Linked DNA regions of Homo sapiens: region 2 is linked to region 1. Evidence: read pairs that join two places in POLR2A ChIA-PET (ENCODE). Cell type or tissue: Caco-2. All regions are shown on one strand.

Evidence for each region. Peaks named below come from ENCODE experiments on the same cell type or tissue, not always from the same donor. Only the 100,000 strongest peaks of a DNase experiment are listed, where the experiment ranks them.
Region 2: POLR2A ChIA-PET joins it to region 1 with 5 read pairs; 14 of 35 experiments call an interaction of 5 or more read pairs at or near these places.

What each region holds. Positions count from the first base shown.
Region 1 is chr17:50,843,665-50,848,664 of GRCh38, reverse strand. It overlaps the pseudogene RPL5P33. Among named protein-coding and RNA genes, the nearest start is that of WFIKKN2, 11 kb to the right of the region's middle. RefSeq lists an enhancer at 3,720-4,245. In Caco-2, no CTCF peak of the experiment used is centred here; DNase peaks (open chromatin) are centred at 2,904 and 4,174.
Region 2 is chr17:50,794,648-50,799,647 of GRCh38, reverse strand. No RefSeq gene overlaps it. Among named protein-coding and RNA genes, the nearest start is that of MIR8059, 28 kb to the right of the region's middle. RefSeq lists enhancers at 1-512, 513-1,063. In Caco-2, no CTCF peak of the experiment used is centred here; a DNase peak (open chromatin) is centred at 502.

The sequences.
Region 1 (5,000 bases):
ACATCTCCTCCACCACGTCTGTAGTTACACTGTTCTTTATGTATTGAGATAACTCTTTCTTGTAAGCATCTTTATTTTCTTCCATTAGGTGATGCATCCAATCTGCAACATTCTGACCTATGATGTACTTCTGATGTACTTCTTCATTAAATTCCTTGCCTTCAGAATCATAAGCAGGGAATCATTTGGTACTGTGAGGGATAGACAAGCCTCCATCCACAGCTCCCTTCAGTGCCCCAAAAACTTTATTGCCAATAGTAGTTCTGGCAAAGCCTGCATCCAAATAGCAGGTGAAGGCACCGGGCTGACCATCAATGCTTTCCACATTATAATTCATCTCTGGTCACCTTCTCTTGGCCATCATAGATCTTGTCCATGCCGAACCTATTGAGAAGCCTGCAGGTCAGCACAGGCTGGTACAACAGGCTGCAGCGTCATCTGTCAGGCCAACCTTCACATTGCATTTTGGCAGTTCATGTGCATAAGCTGTACAGACTATCATATCCCCTTCTATGTGAGCATAAGTAATCTGACAAATGATATCTCTATTAGTTACATGACTTTTCCTGTATTTGGGCATGTTATACTTGTTTTTATCCTATATCACCAAGGGTTTCCAAAGATAGTAATCAGTTTTACCCTCTTGTCATTTTCTAAATTTCACGTGTATCTCTTAAAGTAGGCCTAGTTCTTGACGTCTTTAACCACCCCCATCCTGCAGAACAGAGCCCCCTGGGCCCTCTTTTTAAACATTTATGCAGCACACTTATAGCAGCAATGACCACTAACAAAATAATTATTAGACTTTTAGTCAGCACTTCCATGCAAGAAACAAGATGACAGCTGCAGCATAGGTGTCTCTGAAAAGCTGCTGAATAACTGGCCTGGTGGCAGGCTGATTCCTGGGAGGCGGCAGCTGTCATGGGCACTGTGCTGTGCCATGGGAGGACTTAGCCTCTCATTCCCACTGTCTCCTTCCCATCAGCAGCACCCCTACCATATTCAGCTAAAAGTTTGGAGAACTCATCTTCACCTGCGTGTCATGACTGCTGGTGCTGCGTGTGTGTGCGCACTTATTTGTGTCCCTTTTTGGGAACTCTGGGGTATTGAGGGAGGCCATCAAGAACTTTATTTGCATGAAGATATATAAACCTGGCCAAGCACAGTGGCTTACACCTCTAATCCCAGCACTTTGGGAGGCCGAGGCAGGTGGATCACTTAGGTCAGGAGGTCGAGACCAGCCTGGTCAAAATGGCGAAACCCTATCTCTACTAAAAATATGAAGATTAGCCGGGTGTGATGGTGGGCGCCTGTAATCCCAGCTACTTGGGAGGCTGAGACAGGAGAATCACTTGAAGCCAGGAGGTAGAGGTTGCAGTGAGCCGAGATTGCACCATTGCACTCCAGCCTGGGTAAGAGAGTGAAACTCCATCTCCAAAAAAAAAAAAAAAAAAAAAAAAGAGAGAAAAGAAAAAAGATGTATAAGCTTTTCAGGAGAAAAGATGAGGGCATACTGAGGCTGAGATCAGGGTCATGAGACAATGGGAGTAAAGAGAAATTTGTGTCAATCCTTTGTAACAGGGGTGTGCAATAGAATTTCCTGTAATGTTGGAAATATTCTGTCTGTGTTGTCCAGTATGGCAGCTACCAGCCACATGAAACATGGCACTTGATCCATAACTAGCGTAACTGAGGAAATGAATTTTACGTTTTTATTTAATTTAAATTCATTTACATGAATTCAGTACTAACAGTATTGAAGGGTATGGCTTTATAAAATTTCTGTAAACCCTTGGTACTCCCAGAGGTCAAGGACCAGTTGGAAGTGGTGGTTATGGGTGTTTAGAAGGGGAACCGCCATTTGGGGTCCTCAGCCTTTAACTGCGATGGTTAAAATACATATGTAATATCGTGATAAGGGTACAGGTACCAAATTCGGACAGACTTGGCTTTGAATCTTGGCTCTTTCATTTAATGACCCTATAGCCTTGGGTCCTTTAAACATTTAGAGTCTCCGATTCAGCATCTGTAAAATAGCACCTATGAGGGCCTCTTTTCCTCCATAAAGCCTATAGGGCTTGCCCCATTCATTCATTCATTCGACAAACACTTAATGAACATGGTCAGGCTTGTGTTTGGTGTATAGGTCTTTGCCCTCCTGAAGGTTGCAGCTTAGAGTGTGATCTGCCAAGTGGTGAAATAGTAAAATAATATGGTGCCTTCAGAGGGTTGGGAGGATTCAACCGGGCAGTCCACGTAAAGTGCCTGGCGCAGGGGTTAGCATTCTCATGTCCACCCCACTCCTGGCACTGTGCTTCTCCCCTGCCCAGGGTCCTTGAGAAAACCCTAGGCCCCTCCTCGCTTCCAGGCTACCCACCCAGAAAGGAGATAAAGTCACCGTCGTCTGCTCTCACTTAGACTATGGACAGAATTGGATGCATCCCTCACATCAAAACAGAAAACAAGTTATCTGGATGGGTCCACCTCCTCCCGTCGGGTCTCTGGCAGTGTCCTCAAGGCCTGAAAAGGGCCGAAAGCACGCAAGTGCCCCCTTTGCCCCTGACAGACACCTGGGAAGAGGCCCCACCTCCAGGAGAGGCTAGTCTATGTTGGGCTGGGTTCTGCTTTCCCTCATCCGAGTGGGGTTGAGGGTGGCCAGAGTATTGCTGGAGACCTAGTGGAGTACCGTGTCCCGGGGTAATTTGGGACGGGACCGCAGGGACTCCAACGTGACCCTGAAATGGGTCGAGGGCCTCAGGAGCCTGGGAGGCAGGCAGGAGAGGGGTGAGGGGCTTGCCCACCTGCCCACCCTGCCCTCTCCCTCAGGAGATGTCAGCTGGAGGTTTACTCTTCCTTCCTCCTGACACAGCCTGAGTGAGGAGTGTCACCTGACCTCAGGGCACATTCCAGAATGAGGCCACAGCCAAGAATAGGGCCCAGGAACCCTGCCACCCATCCCGCCTGCATTAATCACAAATTCTCCAGAGTAGGAGGGAAGCTTCAGACTCTTCAGAGAGGTGGGAGGAAGAGGAGGAGGAGGAGGCAACATGAGGTGGAGCTGGGAAAAAGAGGGAGGACCCCAGAGAGGCCCCTTCTAGGCTTGTGGTTGTTCAGTGCAGCAGCGCTGAGTGGCCCCTGGTCCCAGGACCCTCTGTTTCACCCAGCAAGCACCCCCATGAGCTCTGAGAGCTGGGCCCACAGCTTCCTGGAGGCCCTAGGCAATGATTCTGATCTGGATCAGCACAAACACAGAGGGAGAGGGACTCAGAGAGGAGTGCTCACACAGCCGGGGGACAGCAGAGGCTTCCCCAAGGAGCTGAGTCTTGAAGGATGAGTAGGCAGAAGGCTGATGAATCTAGGCCAGGACTGCTTGTGTGTGTGATAGAAATACTTGTCACAGGGTGAGGTTGTAAACAGCCCTGAGTGGTATGTGTGTGCTGATGGGAGGCAGTCTCTTTAGAGATATTTGGGGTCCTGATAGGACTCCACACTGCCCAGCCCAGAGCAGGGTGTGTGTGTGTTTGTGTGTGTGTGTTGCACACTAGGAGAAACAACATAACATGAGCATTAAGAGCTCTGGGCTGGGCGCGGTGGCTCATGCCTGTAATCCCAGCACTTTGAGATGCCGAGGCAGGCGGATCACCGGAGGTCAGGAGTTCGAAACCAGCCTGACCAACATGGCAAAACTCTGTCTTTACTAAAAATACAAAAATTAGCCAGGCATGGTGGCACACGCCTGTAATCCCAGCTACTCAGGGAGGCTGAGGCACGAGAATCGCTTGAACCCGGGAGGCGAAGGTTGCAGTGAGCTGACATCATGCCACTGCACTCCAGCCTGGGTGACAGAGTGAGACTCCATCTCAAAAACAAAACAAAACAAAAACTCTGAAGTCAGACTGGCAGGATTCAAGTCTTGGCTCTGCCACTCATCCGATTTGGGGCAAGTTTCTTATCCCGTCTAGCCTTAGTTTTCCTACCTACAAAATAGCCTTCTGTCTCCTCCAGTTGCAGTGGAGCTTACAAGAGCTGGTACCTGGCACATAGGACGTGCGCAAGCATGCTGCTGTTTTACAATAGGACAAGGGGACGGAGGGAGTTCCCCACGGCCTAAGGCAATCACCGATGCTGTGGACTCTAGTCAGGGTTCACCCCATCCCTGCTCTCCAGCCCCACTGTCCGGGGGGTGACATCAGACTACGGAGCGGCTGGCTAGACAATGGAGCAGAGTGTCCTAGCAGGCTGGAGGTGCTGGGGGAGGCGGAGGGTGGAAAAAGCCAAGCTGCCCTGCCCCAGAGGCCCTGGGGGCTGATCTGGAGACAGGCCCGCTCGGGAATAGTCCTCTGAAGAGGCAAACTGAGGGTCAGAACAGGAAGGAGAGAGCCAAGTGGGTGCAGGAAGGTGAGGAGTGAGTATCCAGGGCAGACAGGAGACAGGTGAGTCTAGCCTGGATAAAGGGGCCTCAATTTCGTTATGTCCCAGGACCTAGGCTGGGGCCAAATCTCCTCGATTTGACTGAGCAAAGCAACCTCCCGAGACTGGCTGGCAACCAGGCCCTGGGAGCTCCATCCACCCTTTCCTGAGCTCCTGCTAGATGCCAGGCTTTGTATAAGGCCTAGGGTAACAGAAAGAAAGGACCCCGGCTTGGTTTCAAGGATAGAAAATGAATGCCAGGTAGTAGGTCAGAAGTTATAATAGGTTCGAAACCACCCATTCCCTAAGTGCCCATATTTTCTGAACCCCAAATCAGTCTATAGTGGGTGTTCACTTTGGATATACTCTGTGAGCAATAGAATAAAACATTTGAAACTGCAAAGCCCCAGACCCAGAAACGTGAGGGGAGGCCTTTCGGTTCTGGGGTCTGTTCTGAGCTGAGAGCTGCCGAGGGTGGGAGGGGGCAGGGGGCAGCCACTCGGCGCCAGGTCCTCCTTCCTGGGCTTTCCAGTTGTACCCGGTTAATAGGGCCCAGCTCCCAAGCCTCTTGTAGAGTGATCTTACTACCC
Region 2 (5,000 bases), 49 kb after region 1:
GCTCCTGGCTCTGCCAGGTCGGCGGTTGCTGCAGGCCGGTGTGAGGGTGGGGATGCCACAGTCCAAGGGTGTTCAGGGTCAGAGCTTCTTAGGGAAAGGTAAATTACCCCACAGGGTGTTATGGGTAGGACCATGTTCCTATCACAAGATATGCTCAAGACCTAACCCCTAGTATCTCAGAATGTGACGTATTTGAAAATAGGATTGTTGCAGATGAAATTAGCAAAGGTGAGGTCATACTGGAGTGTAGGGTGGGTTCTTAATCCAATAGGACTAGTGTCCTTATGAAAGAAGAGAAGAGACAGAGAGACAGACATATGCTCCTGCTCTGTGTGAAAGAAAGAAGACGCGGAGACTTCGGGGAGGCAGCCGCAAGTCTGGGCCTGCCAGGAGGACTGGCAACCACCGGAAGCCAGAAAAGAGGCAAGAAGTCTTCCCCCTCCAGGCTTGGAGGGAGCAGGCCCGTCCACACCTGAATTCCAGACTCCTGGCCTCCAGAACCGTGAAGCAATACCCTTCTGTTGTTTGCAGCTGCCTAGTGTGTGGTACTTAGTTAAGGCAGCTCTAGAAGCAAATACACAGGGCCTCAGACGGGGAGGCCTCAGATTAGAGGGAAATGCCTCTGACTCCCTATGGTGATTGAGACACTGTCATATTCGTTCCTGTCCCCAGCCTTGCTTGTGAGGCCAAGAAAAGCAAAGGCTGAGTAATGACAATGCTAGGCAGAGGGAAGTCTAGCTAACGTCAGGCCTCCTGCTCTCTCCTGATCCAGGGGTAGAAGGAAACAGACCGTGGGCTGCTGGATGAGGCGTCTCCCCACTCCTGGGTCCACCACTCCGCTCCGGCCACTCAGGGCTGCCTGACAGCTCGGGCTTCCGCCTGAGCTCACCCCTGTCTCTGCCACGTCCTGAGCAAGGCCCTGCCTCTCTCCCAGCCTTGGGTTCTCCCTAGCCCTGAGGCTCCCATGGCCATGCCACCTGCTGAGCCCAGACATCCCCTCCTCCCTGAACCCTCCCCTGACCCCTTCCCTAGACGCCTTCTGTGTTGGGGATGCCTTGGGACGGCTGAAGAGGCCCCGTGCTGAACCGCTAAGGGAACAGGACAGTCAGACACACCTGCCTTCAAATTCAGGCGTCACACTTGTAGCTGTGTGACTCCAAGCAAGTTCTACATGGCATCTATTTCCTCCTTTGTAAGGTAGTGATCCCAGCAGGGTTGTGGGAGGCAGCTAGTCAAGGTTGTAAGAGACTCTGCAAGGCCGAGGCTCTTTCCCTGGGTCCCACGGGCCAGCCTCAGGAGGTCCATGAGAGCCCCGAGGCTGGAGTGAAATAGCGCGTACGGCTGCCTACATTGCTCTCAAGCCTTAGCTCTTGCCTTGTTCTCAGAGGGGTTCATGACTTCAAGAAGTTAAGACCCCCACGTAAATCTCCCAGCCCAGAGCCCCTGAACACCGCTCCACTTTGGACTGAGCATCTCTCCTGGGTCCTGCCACCTTGCATCTTGCCCTGAGCTGCATCTGCCGTGTGGTGTGGTGGCCTGTCCCCACAAGGAAAGGGGCCCTCACAAGGCCAGCCTCAGACCCTGTGCCTGACCCAGGGCTCCTTTGCAAAACAAGTTCTTTTTTTTTTTTTTAATACTTTAAGTTCTAGGGTACATGTGCACAACGTGCAGGTTTGTTACATATGTATACATGTGCCATGCTGGTGTGCTGCACCCATTAACTCGTCATTTACATTAGGTATATCTCCTAATGCTATCCCTCCCCCCTCCCCCCACCCCACAACAGGCTCCGGTGTGTGATGTTCCCCTTCCTGTGTCCAAGTGTTCTCATTGTTCAATTCCCACCTATGAGTGAGAACATGCGGTGTTTGTTTTTTTGTCCTTGAGATAGCAAAACAAGTTCTTAATACTGCTCCTTCCCGAGGGGCCCTGAGGCCCAGCTTGCCAAGCGCCCACAACGCACCTCCAGCCAAGGTTTCAACAGATCTCACGAACAACCCCAGTCCAATGGAACACACCATGGAAACCGTGTTGTTTACGTTTCACAGATTTGCCGGGGATAAAGGCTACTTAATGAAGGAGGGCCTGAAAGTACTCATGGGAAAGGAGTTCCTTGGATTTTTGGAGAATCAAAAAGACCCTCTGGCTGCAGACATAACAATGAAGGACATGGACCAGTGCCAAGACAGCACACTGAACTTCCAGAACTTGTTTTCACTCACTGCGGGGCTCACCACTGTGGACAACAACTATTTTGTAGTACCTATGAAGCAGAAGGGAACGAAGCAGGCAGAACTAAGCAATTACTCAGCCCTGTGAGAGTTCTCCCAAAGAGTCGCTATAGGAACCTGCCCACAGCTTCCCCCTGTAGAAGGCTTTCATGAGCAGACCAGGGCCAAGAAAACAGACACATCAAATCCAAATCTCATCTAACAAGCAAAGAAAGGAAGTTAATTAAATAATAGGCTTTTGGTCTTTGGATTGTTTGCATCCTCTTGGCCTCAATTGACACATCCTTTTTAGTTTGGGAAAAATATAGATATACTTTTTAAATTATTTTTTAAGCCTTTGCCTCTGTACATATATATTTTTATATTATATATATATAGTGTTTGGCTGAGCTCAGTGGCTCATGCATGTAACCCTAGCACCTGGGGAGGCTGAGGTGGGTGGACCTTGGGCCCAGGGGTTTGAGACCAGCCTGGTCAACATAGTGAGACTTCATCTCTACAAAACAAAACAAAACAAAAAAAACCAGCCAGGTGTGGTGGCGTGCATGCCAGTAGTATCAGCTACTCAGGAGGCTGAGGTGGGAGAATTGCCTGAACCCAGGAAGCTGAGGCTGCAGCGAGCTATGATCACCCCCACTGCACTCCAGCCTGGGTGACAGAGTGAGACCCTGTCTCAAAAAAAAGTACATATATTTATGTATGTATGTATACATACGTATCTAGAGTTTCTTCTCACTGTGGTTTGAATGTGTACTCCCAAAAACATGTGTTGGAAACTTAATCCCCAATGCAACAGTGTTGAGGTAGGGCCTAATGAGACGTGATTATGCCAGGAAGTTCTGCCCTCAAGAAAGAGCTAATGCTGTTATCTCAGTGGGAGTGAGTTCCTTATAACAGGATGAAGTTGGCCCCTTTCTCTCTCTGTCTCTACCTCTCTTGCCCTTCCACTGTCAGATGATGTGGCAAGAAGGCCCTCACCAGATGCCGGCCCCTCAATATTAGACTTCCCAGCTTCCAGAACTATAAGAAATAAATCCCTGTTCCTCATAATTATCCAGTCTCAGGTACTCTGTTATTGCAGCATAAGACAGACTAAGACACTTCTCTCTCCGTCAACCACATTCCTTTTTTTTTTTTTTTTTTTTTGAGACGGAGTCTTGCTCTGTCGCCCAGGCTGGGGTGCAATGGCACGGTCTCGGCTCACTGCAACCTCCGCCTCCCAGGTTCAAGCGATTCTCCTGCCTCAGCCTCCGGAGTAGCTGGGATTACAGGCACCTGCTACCATGCCTGGCTAATTTTTGTATTTTTAGTAGAGACGGGGTTTCACCATGTTGGCCAGGCTGGTCTTGAACTGCTGACCTTGTGATCCACCCGCCTCAGCCTCCTGAAGTGCTGGGATTACAGGCGTGAGCCACTGCGCCCGGCCTATTCTTTTTTTTTTGAGACGGAGTGTCGCTCTGTCACCCAGGCTGGAATGCAGTGGTGTGATCTCAGCTCATTGCAACCTCCGCCTCCCAGGTTCAAGCAATTCTCCTGCCTCAGCCTCCTGAGTAGCTGGAATTACAGGCACACACCATGACACCTGGCTAGTTTTTGTATTTTCAGTAGAGATGGGGTTTCACCATGTTGGCCAGGCTGGTCTCAAACTCCTGACCTCAAGTGATCCACCTGCCTTGGCCTCCTAAAGTGCTGAGATTACAGACGTGAGCCATCATGCCTGGCCACCACATTCCTTTTCTTCCAGAAGGCCACTCTGCCCTCATCCTCCTCTTGCTTCCTTCTCAGTCTCCTTTGTGCCACCTCCGTGTCAGCCGCTCTTTAATGAGGTGTCCCCAGGGTCCTGCCTCAGTTCTCTTCCTGCCTCTCCCTGCTCTGGTTGCTCTGCTCCCATGGCTTCAACTCTAGTTAAGGTGACACCAGCTGCTATTACAGGCAAACACCAAGGTTTCAGTGGCTTAATGTAATAGAAGTGTATTTCTTCATAGGAAATCCAGTTGGCCTGAGTTCCACAAAGTCACAAAAGTTTTTTTTTGTTTGTTTTTTGAGACAGAGTCTTGCTCTGTCACCCACCCAGACTGGAGTGCAGTGGTGCAATCACTGCTCACTGCAGCCTCAACCCCCTGGACTCAAGCAATCCTCCCACCTCAGCCTCCCAAGTAGCTGGAACTACAGATGTGAGCCACTGTGCCCAGCTAGTTTTTTATTTTATTTATTTATTTATTTATTTATTTATTTATTTATTTATTTATTTTTTAGATGGAGTCTCATCACACTGTTGCCCGGGCTGGAGGGCAATGGTGCGATCTCGGCTCACTGCAACTTCCGCCTCCTGGGTTCAAGCGATTCTCCTGCCTCAGCCTCCCGAGTAGCTGGGATTATGGGCGCCTGCCACCACGCCCAGCTAATTTTTTGTATTTTTTAGTGGAGACAGGGTTTCACTGTGTTGGCCAGGCTGGTCTCGAACTCCTGACCTTGTGATCTGCCTGCCTCAGCCTCCCAAAGTGCTGGGATTACAGGCGTGAGCCATCACGACTGGCCCAGTTTTTAAATTCTTTGTAGAGATGGTGTCTCACTATGTTGCCCAGGCTGGTCTCAAACTCCTGGGTTCAAGTGATCCAGCTGCTTCAGCCTTCCACAGTGCTGGGATTACTGGTGTAAGCCACCATGCCCTGCCCCCTGCCATCTTTGACACATGGCTTCCTCATTGGCCTTGGACATCTGTATCCAGTCAGCAGCCTGGAGAGAACAAGGAGAATGGTTTGGAAGGTT